Linked DNA regions of Homo sapiens: region 1 is linked to region 2. The links are chromatin loops, found by intact Hi-C in ENCODE. Cell type or tissue: IMR-90. All regions are shown on one strand.

Region 1 (8,000 bases), 140 kb after region 2:
CCTGGGTTCGAGCAATTCTCCTGCCTCAGCCTCCTGAGCAGCTGGGATTACAGGGGCGTGCCACCATGCCTGGCTAACTTTTGCATGTTTAGTAGAGACAGGGTTTCACCACGTTGGCTGGGCTGGGCTCAAGCTCCTGACCTCAGGTGATCCACCTGCCTTGGCCTCCCAAAGCGCTGGGATTACAGGCACGAGCCACCACGCCCAGCCAATTTTCTGCCTTCTTTATCTTGTAATATATGCATTTAAGGCTAAACATTTCCATCTGGGCATGACTTTAGCTACATCCCAGTAGTTTTATTACTCAGTTCAAAATATTCACTAATTTCCATGTGATTTTTTTTTTTCCTGCCCAAGGGTTAATGAGAAGGCTTTTACTTAACTTCTAAATCTATGGGGATTTTCCAGTTACATTCTTTGTTATTGATTTCTAGCCTACTTGCTCTGAGTTAAGAAAACAAACTATGTTTTGATTTTAAACCTTTGAAGTATGTTGAGAATTGCTTGAAGGCTATGAAGTATGTTGGGACTTGCTTGGTTAATATTTGTAAATGTTCTGTCTATACTTAAAAATCATGTGTATTTAGCAGTGGTTGGTTTCTGTGCTTTTATATGTCTCAGTAAAGCCAGACCTGTTAATTGTGTGATTCTAATCTATTTCCTTACTGATATTTTCTGCTTGTTCTATTATTTGCTAAGAAATTTTGTTAAAATTGACCACTGATTGCATAGTTACTTCTCCTTTTATTTCTATCAATTTTGGCATAAATATTTTGAAGTCATATTATTAAGTGCACACAAATTTAGGATTCCTGTATCTTCTTGGTGAATTATTTATCATTACGAAGTGTTCCTCCTTGAATAGAATGCTTTTTCCTCAGATTCTATTCATCTGATATTAACAGAGTCCACTAGCTTCCTTTTGATTGGTACTTGCATGGTATTTATTTCTCTAGGATTTTACTGCTAAACTTTAGCCTTATACCTTTTAGGTATATCTTTTACAAACTGCATATAGTTGGATTTATCTTTATCCATCAATTTTTTAAATTACAACAAAGAGAAATGTGTAGCCCATCTATTCTGTTTTCATTTCTCTTTTTTGCATTTTTTGGCTTGATAATTTTTATTATTCTATTTTTTCCTTTTATTACGTTACTACTTACAGACTTTTATGACTCTTTTAGTGATTTTCTAAAGACTTTATAACAAGTATTTTCGTCTTATTTAGGAGTAATATTAATTTGTTATTTCCATCATTTTTGAGAAAAATGCAAACAACTTCTATCTCTTTGATTCCATTTATCCCTTCTCAAAGTTTATGCAGTTTTTGCTGTAAATTCGAGTTCTCTGTTTACACCCATGAAACATTACACTGCTGTGATTCATTTGTATTTTTCAGTGTTCTTGGCCTTTTCCCAGCTCTTCATTCTTTCCTCCATTTCTGAGTGTTCACCTCAACTTGTTTTATTTTTGTTTGAAGAACATCATTTGGGACAGATTCTTTCAGTTTCTCTTCATTCAACTTTACTTCCTGAAAGACAGTTTTACTGGATGATAGAATTCTATTTTCTTTTAGCACTTTTAAGATATTCCTTGGGAGGCCGAGGCAGGCAGATCACGAGATTAAGAGATCCAGACCAGCCTGGCCAACACGGTGAAACCCCATCTCTACTAAAAATACAAAAATTAGCTGGTCATGGTGGCACACACCTGTGATCCCAGCTACTCAGGAGGCTGAGGCAGGAGAATCACTTAAACCCGGGAGGTGGAGGTTGCAGTGAGCTGAGATTGCGCCACTGCACTGCAGTCTGGGCAACAGAGCGAGACTCTGTCTCAAAAAAAAGAAAAGAAATCATTCAATGGCATGGAATGGAACGGTCTTCCAACCCCCCCACAACGCCCCAGCTCCTGCGGAGAAGTCAGCCTCCTAGTCATTGCTTCCTCAAAGGAATTCTGCCTTTTCTGTCTGCTTTTGAGATTTCCTCTTTGTCTTTGGGTTCTAACTATTTTACTATAAAGCATCCAGGTGCTGTTTTTTTTTTTAAATATTTCTCCTGCATAGAGTTCACAGGGCTTCTTGAATCCATGCCTAAATGAATGTTATCAGTTTTGGAATATTTTCTGCCACTATATTTTCAAATATTACTTCTGCCCCATTTTCTCTCTCCCCCTCATATTGCAAATATACACATTAGACCTTCTTACTGCCTCTCTAATATCTCTTACGGTTGCTTCTGTATTTTCCTTCTGTGTATCTCTTCACGCTTTAGAGCACGAATGTTTTTGATATATTTTGCTTCACTAATTCTTCAGCTATGTCAAATCTGCAGATATATGTATCCATTGAGCTCTTCATTTTGTTTGGTTTAGTTTTCAATTCCAAACTGCCCAACGATTAAGAATTCTGTTTTATACCTTCTAATTATCTCTCAAAGTCTTCTATTTAATTTGCTTAAAGATAGTAAGTGTAGTTAGTGTAAAATCTCTCTGATTGCCCCATGCTCTGGAGCCTCTGTGGGTCTTTTTTTTTTTTTTTTTTTGAGACAGAGTCTCACTCTGTTGCCTAGGCTGGAGTGCGGTGGCTCACTCGGCTCACTGCGAGCTCCGCCTCCCAGGTTCATGCCATTCTCCTGCCTCAGCTTCTCGAGGATCTGGGACTATAGGCACCTGCCACTACGCCCGGCTAATTTTATTTTTGTTTGTATTTTTAGTAGAGACAGAGTTTCACCGTGTTAGCCAGATGGTCTCGATCTCCTAACCTCATGATCCGCCCGCCTCGGCCTCCCAAAATGCTCAGATTACAGGCGTGAGCCACCGCGCCCGGTCCCTGTGGGTCCTTTCTTATCTGCCTCTTCTTTCGATTGTTCTTTCTATGTCTTGTCCCTCCTCATGTGCCCAGTCATGAGGCCGAGTGCTGGACGTTGAATATGAAAGGAGATGGGCACAGCTGAAGGCCTGGGTGACAGTTCACACTGGGGGAGATGCACAGTTGCTTCTGGCAGGCGGCCAGGACACCAGCAATCCGGTGTCACCTTGATCATCTATAGAGGCTGGCATCACGCTCTGTAAGGGCGCATCAACCAGGTGGCCCAGCGTCCCACAGTGACCCCCACTCCCTGCCTGCCTCCTCCTGCCCCCATGCCACCTGGCAAGGCCCAGCACTGTGATAAGCACAGGACTGTGAAGCCTGGAACCAGGCAATGACAGCCATATGCGCTGCTGTTTTCCACCTCCTGACCTCCATAACCTCATGAAATACCAGCACCCTTTGGCTGGGACATGGGTAGCATTACTCTCCCATTCTCCAGAGCAGTTCACCTCAAAGTTGTGTGAATTCTCCCAAAACACCCAGCCAGTAAGTCGCAGAAGCCTTGCCGTGCACCCACACCCTGGGTGGCTGCTCTTGCGCCATGCCGGGCTCTGCCATACCTGCAAAGTCCTTTTCCACTCCTTCCCCACACATCAGTTCTCCTGTGCAGCACAGGGCTGTGGTCACATGCTCAGCACCCTCATCCATGATGTAACAGCACCCACTTCCAGGGGTGTGGAGAGGGTTAGATGAGCCTACACCACTTGGGGCAAGGTCTGAGTGGGTGCTAGAAAGTCAGGAGAGGAACCATTGGCAACAAAAGCGCTGGAGGACCGGGTCTCCTGGGCTGCAGAGACTGCCCACTGTGCCCTGCAACAGTCATGTCTCAGGGACTCAGGGCTGTGCCCCACAGTGACCCCATGGCCCCCATGGGACAGGGTCCTCAGGCTGCCCAAGGGCCTGCCTTGTTCACCAGGGCGTGGCTTGTAATAATCACTCAGGAAAGTACGAAAACGACATACGCCGGACTCACAGGTGGGGCTCACGATTTGGGGGCCACTGCTGTTAGAGGCACGCTCTGCTGCCTGGTTTAACATCTGGGCTCCCCAGGGTGCGCTGAGCCTGGGACATGAATTCAGTGTCCCCTGCTCCGCTGGTTGGGTGCTTCCTGCACCAGCCTGGTGTGGGTCGAGGCACATTCCCACGGGGACTGTCTAGCGGCAACCACAGCTGGGCCTGCCCCTTCTGCAGAGGATCAGGGGATTAAATCTGAAATCGCTTCATTAACATGCCCAAGAAAAGGTGTCATTATATTTTCAATTAGAGCCTTTATCGGAGGCCTTGGAAGGCTCTCAGGGGCTCTGCTCTCGGCTCACAATCGGGGACTTGGGGACAGCTTGGAAGTCACAGGCATGATGGGGATGAAAGTCCCTGCCTGTCAGTGTCCCGGCACAGCTCAGGGAGGGAAGGGACCCCCATGGGACAGGGTCCCCAGGCTGTCCAAGGGCCTGCCTTGCTCACCAGGGCGTGGCTTGTAATAATCACTCAGGGAAGAAGGAAAATGACATACACCGTCCTAGACTCGTCAGGACTCACAGGTGGGGCTCATGATTTGGGGGCCACTGCCGTTAGAGGCGTGCTCTGCTGCTTGGTTTAACACACTCAGGAGGACTCTCAAGACCTCCTTCCCCCGTGGGGTCAGCTCATCATGCAGTGAAGACTGTCCATCTGAGTCACACTTTCTCTTTTCTAACCTAAACCACCTCCGCTTCCATCTCCGCTTCCATCTGAGAAACAAGTCAGAAGAAGACACAGGTCCCTCCCTTCCCAAAGTGGGTTCCTTGGCACACCTGTCTTGCAAGCTTTCCATGGAGAAGGGTTCCTTGGTCAGACAGTTTGGGGAAACTTGCAGACTGGTCTCACTCAGAGGCTTACACAGCACATGAGTCATGAGGTTCTGGGAAACCCACGGAAAGGAATCTGCTTGCCTCTGCTTAACGCTTTACTTCCCGAGGGCCCTTTTCCGAGGGAGTGCCCATGATTGCTAGTGGCCGCCGCCTTGCGTGGTGATTTCCTTTGCTCACCGTATCTCAAACGACCCCATAGAGGCCTCATGTTAACTGGGGGGATCTGGAGGGGTTGGCACACATTCTTTCCACCACTGGGGCCCCTCAGGCAGGCAGCTGCAACAGCTGGACCTGCAGGCTGGCCTTCCTTAGTGCTCTCCCACAGGCCGCCTGGTTGCAGCTTCTTCAGCAGCCTCCACACCTGAAGGCTGGCGCAGTGGCTGCAACCAACGCCAGGACACTCAAGGCGAAGGGGACCTGGCCACTTCCCCGTCAGGCACGGGGAACCTAACAGCTAGAACTGGGGATGAACGCAGGTTGTTCAGGAGCCTGGTGCTGGATTGCTGGAATATGCCAGGATGAAAGGGAGCCTCAGGACAGGGCATGGTGAAGGCGCCCCTCCCTGTCACCCGGGTGAGCCAGGCAGCCGGGTTAGAAGGAGGCAGAGTCGGAGGGCAGCTGGGATCCTGAACAGCAGATGTTTTATGTCTGTGTGAAGCTGTCTGTCTGTCTCTCTCTCTCCCTCCCTTTCCTTCTCTCTCTCCCTCCACCTCTCTCCATCTCTCTCCCTCCTTCTCTCTCTCCCTCTCTTCCTCTCCCCTCCCTTTCCTTCTCTCTCTCCCTCCACCTCTCTCCATCTCTCTCCCTCCTTCTCTCTCTCCCTCTCTTCCTCTCCCTCCCTTTCCTTCTCTCTCTCCCTCCACCTCTTTCCATCTCTCTCCCTCCTTCTCTCTCTCCCTCTCTTCCTCTCCCTCCCTCTCCTTTCCTGTCTCTCTCCACCTCTCTTCTCTCTTTCTCCCCATCCCTCTCTCATTCTCTTCTCCCTCTCCTTTGCTGTCTCCCTGCACCTGCCTTCCTCTCTGTTATTCTCTCCATCGCCTCCCCACTCTCTGGTTGGCTCCTTTCCAACCACACAGTCTCCGCTTGCTTCTCATCCCTCCAGGCTTCAGAACGCCCTGGGCCTGGTGGACTACAAACTTCGGGAGGTAGGAGAGATTCCAGAATTTGCAGTGCCCAGTTTGAAATGAAAATTTGGGGCCCCTTGTTCAAAAACATATGAAGAGCGACAAGACCGTGGCATAGTGTCTGAACCTGAGTGTGGGGCCTGTGTGCCTGCCCAGGGGGCCTTCCCGCAATGACGGCCCTGCCTCAGGTCAGTGCAGAGGGCAGGGGTGCTTGGTTGGCAATGGCCTGAGTGGCACAGCCCGAGGAGGAGGTGACTGTCTGTCCTGTGGGAGCCCTGGCAGAGGCTCTGCCCAGGGCCTGCAGGAGGAACTAGGTCATCTAAACTCCAGCGCAGACCCGGGCGGTCACACCTTACCTTGTGTCCAGAGTGCGGGGACGAGGTCTGGGCCACCAGCAACCGCACCACGGCGTCCCATTTCTCTGCTGTCTGGCTGTCCCATGCAGTCACCGTGAACGCCACCTGCTCGGAGGGGACCTGCAGCTCCCGGGTGGCGAAGACTGTCCCATCTGCCCCAACTTTGAAGTCCATGCTGTTGGTCTCATATTGTGTCCCCTTGGTCCCCACACAGCTGCTGAACTTGACTGCAAGAGGAGGGGGAGAGAGTCAGGGTCGGCTTGGCCAGCAGAAGGGCGGTAACAATGGCAGCAACCACGCAGGACGCCCTACAGGCCCCCAGTGGGCATGAGGGGCATGAGGTTTGCACTGATTTCTCCACCTCCCGAGAAGGTGGTGTGTTTTATCTCAACCCCCTAGAGAATTAGCCAGAGGCCTTTAAAAAAGGGGGGGAAGAAAAGCAACACTGAGCTTCCATTCTATTTACAACACAGCTGCACTCCCTTCTGCAAACGCATCTCTCCCTTGCCGCTGTTATCTCCGAATTCAGCCGGAGTCTGTGAGCGGCACAGTGGGTATTCTCCACCTCAAAAATATTCCCTCAGTTCCCCCCACTCTTGCCTATGCAAATCTTCTTCCTGCCAGCAGAGACTGTGAAGCCACTAATGGACCTGTTTTTCCACTCCAAGAAGGCTAAGTACAAGGAAGGAGCAAGAGAGAGCTGGCATCTGGGGACCATTCCCCCATGGCAGGTGGATTCTGGCAGCAGAACTCGGCTCTGCTGTGTTTCTGGTCCTTTTTATTATTAAGCCAGACCTGATGCCTGCAAATGGCCTTGGGGTGGGCTAGGCAGGTGTGGCCAGGGCAGACCCTGGCCCCACCAAGTGCTTTCTTGGTGAACTGGAAACAGAGTTGAAGTCAGACAGTCTATTGATACCGCTGGGTGCTGAGCATTGCTTCGCTTCCAAAACATTAACCAGTAGGCACCAGGATGCCAACCTCCCTTCACGGCTCCAGCATCATGGCCATCTCTAATTCTGCTGCAGAAAAAGACACCTCCAGAGGCGCAGATTCATCCGGACACATTAGTGCATTTTTTAGACGTGTGCTTTTGCAACTGTCACCTACAGCCGTGGTAAATTACGACGCACCCACAGCCCGTGTCACATTCTGCTCATAAAAGCCACGGATAAAGTTAACTCCTATTTATAAAAATGTGGGTATCTAAGCAATTATGGTGGGAGGATTGGTTTTTCAAGCAATTTTGCTGTCACAGCTTACATGATTTAATTACTATTTATTCGAGAAACCAAAAAAAGCGACTCACTGTTACATTAGATAAAGTGTTTTCCCCTCGCATTCACCTTTTACTGTTGCCTGCCTTGAAAGAATAAATAACGTGTCTGTTCCCTCTTCTCAATAGTTCACTTTAGATATCTTCCCAGCCAATGGCACCTCCTACTTGTGGGTTTCATGTGAAACATTTTCATGTGAAAATGTTTTTAAATGTGATGACACCAGGCATTTCCACCCTGTCTGGTTCAACAGAGCAATGAAACTTCCAGACTCCAGAGCCCCCCGGTGGCTCCTCTGATGGACAGGATCAACCCAGGCAAGGGTCTGCTGTGGCTCCCCGGATCTGTTCCCCTTCTAAGGACGGAATCATTACATTTTTTTTTTTTGAAGTGACAGGAAAATTCCAAACTGCTTTTATAGTACTGTTTGCCCAATGGTAAACAAATTAAAATCAGCAACAACTTAGTGGATCAATCATTTCTGACATCTGATTGTCACTGACAAAGATAAAAATGACAGTGCTGTG
Region 2 (8,000 bases):
CTGTGGGCTGAATCTGCGCATCACTATTATTGTAAATAAAGTTTTATTGACACATGGCTATGCTCTTTTATTGACACATTATCTATGGCTGCTTTCACACTCTCAAGGCAGAGCTGAGTATCTGCACAGAGACTGTATGCCCCACAAAACCTAAAATATGGACCACCTGGTACTTTATAGAAGACGTTTGCTGACCTTGGGCTCCAATATCAGGCAGTGTAAGCCACTGCCACCTGGACAGGCCTGAGAGCAAGGCCACAAGCATCTCAGGGAGGGAGGGCTGGGGATCCAGAGGAGGCTTCCAGGAAGAGGCAGTCACACTGCCTGAAGGTGACAGGGTGAACTGAGGGCAGGGCTGGGAGGTGCGGTTGGACCCGGGAGGTGGGAACACGGCAGCCAATCAGGGTCTGGGGTGTTCCACAAGGCCTCCCACCCAGAACAGGGTGACTGTGGCTTGGTGACCAGGCCCAGCCTACATGGGGCCAGGGCTCAGTGCAGTGGGGCGCTGGCTCCTGGGCCCTCCAGCCCCAACATGTGCCTCATCATGCAGCCCTGGCTGTTGTTCTGAGAGATCTCCCTCAAGGAGGCAGGTGTCAGGGGCCTCTCGGAAGGGCAGGAAACTGCTTCTTGGCCCATGCCTGCGTGGTCCCTGCAGCAGATCAGTCACCTGGAGAAGGGGGGAGGACTGCAGCACTCAGAGCTCCTGCAGGGCCGGGGAGAGTGGGCGGCTCAGGCCCCCTGCAGGAGAGGGTTCCAGGGGGAGGCTGTGAGGCTCAGCAGGACAGGGAGGGGCCTGCAGGCTGCAGAGCCGTCAGCAACCTTGGCCTCCTGTATTTGGCAGCCCCCTCTGTAAAATGGGACACGACTGTGTTCTGCTGACCACATAGCCGTGACCAGTTGCTGAGACAGTGAACAGGAACGTGCAGCCCAAACCAGGTTTTCATTATTTCTCTCCCACTGTTGGCTTTCTCCCCTCCCTCGTTACCCCAACATTTGCCCCACATGGCGCCCTGTCTGCACTGTGCACCCCACACCTCCTATCCCTGCCCCTCTGTGCTTGCGGGTGTGTTGTCCCTCTCCCTCCTTCCGCTGGTGAGACCCCACTCTTCCTTCCAAAATGAGCTCCCCTAAAGTCTCTGGAATTGATTTTGCTTCTCTCATTAACCCTGGAGGTGCAGCGTGACCCGGACAGCCACAACCCTGCCCACATCTGCTGTAGGCTGGACTCTCCTGGAAGACCCAGAGTGCCATGAGGACTGAGTCTTGTCCAGCTTTGTGTCCAAAGTGCCAGATACAGACCTGGCACACAGTAGGTAATCGGTGTCTGTTGAGGGAACCAAGTTAATGAGTCGTGTCTAACAGAGCTGACATTTACCAAGATGAATAGAACTTGGAGTCAAGGAGATACAAAAAAAACCAGAAATAGCTTACACTTACTTGGGTGCTATATCCTACTTTGATAGTTTTCTCACAGTAGGTTAACCCTTACCTGCTCCCCTTCTTCCTTTCTCCCTCATCCGTCTACCCATCCCCTTACCCATCCATCCATCCATCATTTACCCATCCATCATCTGCACATCCATCATGCATCATCCACCCATCCATCCATTCATAATCCATCCATCCACCTGTCCAGCATCCATCATCCACCCATGCATCCATCATCCATCCATCCACTCACCCTTCCATCATCCATTTATCCATCCATCCATCCACCCGTCATCTATCCATCCATCATCCATCCATCCATCCACCCATCTACCATCCACCATCTGCTTACCCATCCATTATCCATCTATCCATACATCCATTCACTCACCCATCCATCATCCATCTATCCATCCATCCATCCACCCTTCTATCATCCACCATCTACTTACCCATCCATTATCCATCTATGCATCCATCATGTATCCATCCATCCACTCACCCATCCAACATCCATCTATCCATCCATCATCTATCCATCCATCATCCAACCATCCATTCACCCATCCATCATCTACCATCCACCATCCACTCACCCATCCATGATGCATAATCCATCCATGCATCCATCCATCCATCCATCCATCCACCCATGCATCCATCATCTATCCATCCATCATCCAACTATCCACTCACTCATCCATCATTGATCCATCCACCCATCCATCAGCCACCTATCCATCCACCCATCATCCATCCATCCATCATCCAACCATCCACTCACTCATCCATCATCGATCCATCTACCCATCCATCATCTATCCATCCATCCATTCACTCACCCATCCACCATCCATCTATCCATCCATCCATTATCTATCCATCCATCATCCAACCATCCATCCACCCATCCATCATCCACCATCCACCATCCACTCACCCATCCATCATGCATAATCCATCCATGCATCCATCCATCCATCCATCATCCATCTGTCTGTCCATCCATCCATCATCTATCCATCCATCATCCAACTATCCACTCACTCATCCATCATTGATCCATCCACCCATCCATCATCCACCTATCCATCCATCCATCCATCATCTATCCACCCATCATCCATCCATCCACTAACTCATTCATCATCGATCCATCTACCCATCCATCATCCATCATCCACCATCCACTTACTCATCCATCATCCATCCATCCATCATCCATCCATCATCCACTCACTCATCCATCATCTATCCATCCATCCATCCATCCATCCATGCATCATCCATTCATCTATCACCCATCATCTACCCACCCATCCCTCATCCATCATCCACCATCCACCCACCCATCCATCATCCATCATCCACCATCCACTCACCCATCCATCCATCCATCCATCCATCCATCCATCCATCCATCCATCCATGCTTTAAAGAGACCTCTCCTTATGTCAGGTGGATTACAACCAACCAATAAGGAAGCTGAGGTCCTCTCATCCATCCATGAGATAAGGAAACTGAGGGAGGTGAGAGAGGCTTCTACGGAAGTGCAAGGGGAGCTGGTTGAGGAAGGAAGGTGGGGGCTCACTAGAGGGAGGAGGGAGTGATAGCATGAGCTGCAGGCACAGCAGGGCTGGGGCAGGAGGTATGAGGTGCATGGTGCAGAACAGGGCATTGTTGGGGGCTAATGCAGAGGCCGTGAGGGAGGGGAGAAAGCCAACAATGGGGAGAGAACAATAAAAAAGCATGTTCCTGTTCACTATTTCAGTGACTGGTGTCACACTGCGTGGTCAGTGGAGCTCATATTTCTTTACCATTTACGGAGGGGAAGACTGAGTCCAGTGAGGGCCAGGCAGTCCCATGACCTCCCCAGTTCTACACAGCTGACCAGGGCAGAGCGAGGGGACCGGTCAGGGTCCCTGATGCTGTGTCAGTCTGCGCTTCAGGCCTTTGTTATGGATGGGACTCAGGCAGCACCAATGATGTCCATGGTGACATCAGCCCGATGCCCGCTGGGTCTCCTGAATGTGGGATGGACATCATGGAAACAGCAGAGCTGGCGCCACCCTTGACTGGCTGCTCTTGGCAACCTCAGGGTCAGGATCTGCCTTCTAACTGTGGACCAATGTGTGTCCAGACATTCGCTGGGCCTGAGGCCTTGGACTTCATGGTACTACCCATAGCAGAGGTCCCTTCCCCAAGGTTTCTGTGCCTCAGGATCCCAACAGAAAGAAAATGTGCCCTCCTGTTCATCAAGGCAGAGACCAGCCAGCCCACCTCTGGAAGCTTCCCCACCCTGGCTGTGTTCTCCTTCACCTGTGAGCACCCGGCCCTCCCTTGCAGCGGCTGGACGGAGCCTGAAGGTTGGCTCTGCCTCTAGGTAGGAGGCTGCAGAGATGGGCTGGGGACGGTGCCAGCAGCGGTGGACAGGCTTGCCAATGAGAACCCAAATGTCAGATACCCATGCCACCTTGGTGAGGGGCCGGGATCCTGCCTGCGGAGTCTCATTTCATCCATGTCCCATCTGTGTGTACCGGCAGTGGCGGCGGCTCTGCAGGGATGTGGCTGCATCTCACTTCAGTCCCCGCTCCCCCAGGAAACGGAATCAGGTTTTCTGACAGGGCAGCAGGCAGCCTCGCTGTGGACACTCTTCATTTCTCACCCAAGTTTCTCTTGTTCTTTACAAATCCGATTTTCTTCCCCCTCCCAGGACAGATTTGGAAATTGAAGCTGCAGGGGGCTCTCAGCAGCCTCTTTCCTGGGCGTGATGTCCCCCTCAGGAGGTGCCCCACTGCCTGCCTGCACCGGCCCCCCTCGGCCACCCATCCTGCAGCGTAGGGTCCCCAGGCTGCTCTCAGCTACATGTTTATTTGGCTGTGGCTGCCTCCTCCCGCAGCATGGCACCGCCAGAAGGACCAGACTGGAAAACAGGAGACTGACACGGGCCGGCAGGAAAGGGAGGGATCCAAGCGGAGAAGAATGTCAGCCTGCAGAGAAACTGCTGTCACAGACTTGCGGCATGACATCATTCTCCAAGTCTCCATTTCTTCAGTCATCCAATCAGAGCCGGTTCATGGAAGCCACCCCTGGCTGTGGTGCTTTCAATGTATAGGAAAGAAATGTATTCTTTTCTATATATTGAAAATAAATCAAGCATCGTAGAAACCCAGAGACATGTACAGTGTATTGTGTGTGTGCATGTGTGTATGCGTGCTTGTGCACGAGTGTGCATGCCTGTGTGTGCGTGTATACACACGTGTATGTGTGCACCTCTGTATGCATGTAAACCCACATGTGCATGGATGTGCATGCGTGTTGTGTGTGTGTGTGTGCAGCTGACTGCCACTAGAGGGCAGCTGGGTCTTGATTTCGAGAGGCAGGGCAGGGGTGTCTCCTGGCTGGGTAGGGGCAGGAAGCTAGACCCGCAGGAAGGAAGAACTCTCCCAGGGGACCCCCGGAAGCAGCCAGTGGCCTTCCCGTTGGCAGGGCTTCTGAAGTCCAGGCAGGGTTGGCCTGGCTCCCCTGGGAGCACTGGGGAGGTGGGGTCAGGCTCCTGACCTCATCACTGTGCCCATCTCCCCCTTTTCTGGGATGTTCTCTGGGGTGAGAGGGTGGGTGGGCAGGACCCAGGCATGTGCTCATGAGGCGGTCATGGGAGCTCCTGCAAACAGGCCTCCTTGCAGACGTGGCTGATCTGCATGTAGCGGGCCTGGGCTGGCTTGGCTGGAGGTTTCGACACATTTATCTAAAAGGCTTACATTGGGCTGCTCCCTTTGCCCTCAAGTGCATTTCATTCCTGTGAGGCGGGCAAGGGGAGCCCCACGTTAACCACAGGGCAGGGCCCTGTTCTCAGAAGTGTCTGGCACCTCCTCCCGGTGCCCCAACAGGCCTCGCTGTGTGCAGTCCTCCAAGGGCCCGTGTGGCACAGGGGCACGGCGCCCTCCCACTTTGCAGAAGATGAAGGCCTGGGACTTCCCTGAGGTCAGGGGCTGGTGAGTGCTCTGGAGGCCAGCAAGTGTCTCCCAGCCCTCATAGGACAAACAGATGACCCAGGACTCAGCTCTGGACCAGCGTCCCAGCGTCCTCTCTCCATAGCTGACATGTGCAGCCTCTGCTCCCCACGTCAACCCTCGATGGAGGTGTCTGGGCGGGCAGCGGGAGTCCTGCACAGCTGGGTGTGCCCTGCTGGATGCATGCTCCTGTCCTGGGCTGGGGCCCCTACCCTTCCTGCTTCTGCCAGGTGCAGAGAATTCATTAAAAAGTGATTTGGCCATTTTCAAGTTCAAGAGGAGGGAAGAAAACCACAGTGGGCCATCCCTGGGGTTTTTGCTCACCTCCCCATAGCTCAGCATGTAAATTTTGCAGAACAGCCATCAATAATGCAGGCGGCCAGCCTGCCCTAGAAAGGCATCAAAGCTTCCTGAGTCGAGCGTGCCCTGGCCATACCCAGCATCGGCTGGCCGGCTGCACAGCCAGTGAGGCACCCTGGCAGGAGCCACGCCTGGAACTCAGATCCTGAAGTTCTCCTGGATGCTGCCCCCACCCCAGCCACCATCTAGGGATGGTCTCATCTGCCAGGCTGCAAGCACGCCTCCCCCACCTGCTCTGGGCTCTCTGCACCTAGAGGCGGTACATATGGGGGTATAAAAGGAGTCCCAAGGCCCTGTAGCCCAGGCTTGCAGATGCCCTGCATCCCTTCCTTCTGGGTGAGCCAGAGCCAGTCCCAGCACGACGGCGGCTGCTGCTCTGGGAGCTTCTCCAGCTCCTCTCAGGTCAGCGCTGTTCCCACTGCTTCCTCCTGGACCACACACTCCCCAAGGGCCTTCCCTGCTGTCACTGCTGGAACCTCCATCCCCTTGGAAGCTGCGAGATGGAGCAGACAGAGATCTGGGTCCTGCTCTCCGTCTCATCCTCAGGCTGCACAGCACCTGGGGTCTGTCCGGAGCCTGAGAATGTGACTCCGGCATGAAGATTAGATGCTGTGGGAGGAGGGAGTGCAGGCACCACGGAAAACAGGCTGGCGGGTCCTCACAAGTCAAGAGTCACCACGGGGCCTGGCAGCTCCGCTCCTGGGTATGTATCCAAAAGAGCTCAAACCAGGGGTTCTGACAAACACTTACACGCCCTCGTTCAAAGCAGCGCCATTAACAGCAGCCAAAAGGGCCGAACAGCCAAGGGTCCATTGAGCGATGAATGGACAAAGAGAACGTGGTTGCCCCATGCAGCGGAATATTATTCAGCCATTAAGAGGCATGAAACGCAGACACGAACTACCACGGTGACGCTCGGTGAGAGACACCAGACACGAAACGCCATGCATGGAAGGAGCCCACTTACAGGAAATGTCCAGAATAGGCAAATCCGTAGAAGCAGAAAGAAGATTTGGGGCTGCCAGGGGCTGGGGGAGCTGGGGGTAAGGGAGTCGAGGAGAAATGGGATGGTTCTGGGGTGATGGAAGAGTCCTGGAGCTAAGTCAAGGTGATGGTTGCACAACCTTGTGACCACTGAACCCCGCTGAAGCGTACAGTTAAAGGGTGTGTTTGGTGGCGTGTGAGCTCCCTCTCAAGGCACAGGCACGAACGTGCTATGTGTCGACTTCAGTCCCCGCTGCCTTGCAGGGGCCCGAGGGACTCAGCACCCTATGTCCACTCTAGCATGGATCACCGAGCTGGTGGGGTGGGGGCTGCCTCTGGCTGGCAGTCGTTCTGGCCAGATTCTGTGCTGGGCCTGCAGACTGACCCTTAGGCTATCAGAGAAGGGACTCTCCAGGCTGAAGGGACCTGGGGCCTACCCTATGCCTACTCTTAGCCCGGGGCTCCAGCCGGTGTCCCAACCCCGCACCTCCCGCTACAGGCTGAGTCCCTCTCCAGGAAGCCTTCCCCGCCCCCACCCCAGGGCTCTCTCCTTCCTCCAAACCCCTCAGCCCTTCGGGGCTGCTGCTGTTCTGGGAGGAGGTGCTGCCTGGGTGGCACATTCCACCTGTCCAGGTGAATTTCCCGGGCACCCAGGAACTAGCAGCAGCCGCCCCCGAGGTGAGGTGCTCAGCCCTTCAGCCTTCAAATGCAGGTCCGGGGGTGCGGAGGGCTCCTTTCTGAGGTTCCCTCGCCTGGGGTGGGGAGGGGCTGAGCATGGAGCCCCTCGCTGGGTGCCCCCAGGCTGTCACCGAGAGATCACCCCTGCTCAGGGGCACGGCCACACGGGGAGCCCCAAGGGGTGCCATCTTCCCTCCCTCCCTCCTGAACACCCTGCTCACCCCTTTAAACTCGTGGACCGTCCACTGCCACTGTCTCTCCCTCACCACTTCTGGCTCCGCAGACTTTGCCTCCTGCAGGATGAGGGGCTGAAAACCAGGGACCCGGCCCCTTAGCTGTCCGGGTTGCTGCGTGGAAGGAAGCGTGTCTCACTCAACCTTCTGCTCAGCTGCCCTTTGCACAGCCAGGACAGTGACGTGCAGCTGCCTCAGCTCTTGTGGGTTTTATGACCCCTTGGGGCCTCCGGTGTCCCTAGCTCTGGCCGTGTTCACTGGTGGCCCAGAGCCTCTGCACTGCGCCCCACAAGCCCAACTCCAG

Evidence for each region. Peaks named below come from ENCODE experiments on the same cell type or tissue, not always from the same donor. Only the 100,000 strongest peaks of a DNase experiment are listed, where the experiment ranks them.
Region 1: it touches region 2 in a loop (6-fold over the local background); 5 of 110 quality-filtered maps call a loop at or near these places.

The regions. Positions count from the first base shown.
Region 1 is chr20:61,741,989-61,749,988 of GRCh38, reverse strand. CDH4 (cadherin 4) reads right to left here. Exons shown (of 16, transcript NM_001794.5): 3 at 6,200-6,426. All of the region lies in intron 1 of CDH4-AS1 (CDH4 antisense RNA 1), which reads left to right. Among named protein-coding and RNA genes, the nearest start is that of CDH4-AS1, 9.1 kb to the left of the region's middle. RefSeq lists enhancers at 2,620-3,120, 3,121-3,621. In IMR-90, no CTCF peak of the experiment used is centred here; DNase peaks (open chromatin) are centred at 1,418 and 4,728.
Region 2 is chr20:61,884,152-61,892,151 of GRCh38, reverse strand. All of the region lies in intron 7 of CDH4 (cadherin 4), which reads right to left. Among named protein-coding and RNA genes, the nearest start is that of MIR1257, 66 kb to the left of the region's middle. RefSeq lists an enhancer at 150-649. In IMR-90, a CTCF peak has its summit at 4,779 (motif pointing right); no DNase peak of the experiment used is centred here; H3K27me3 peaks cover 140 bases.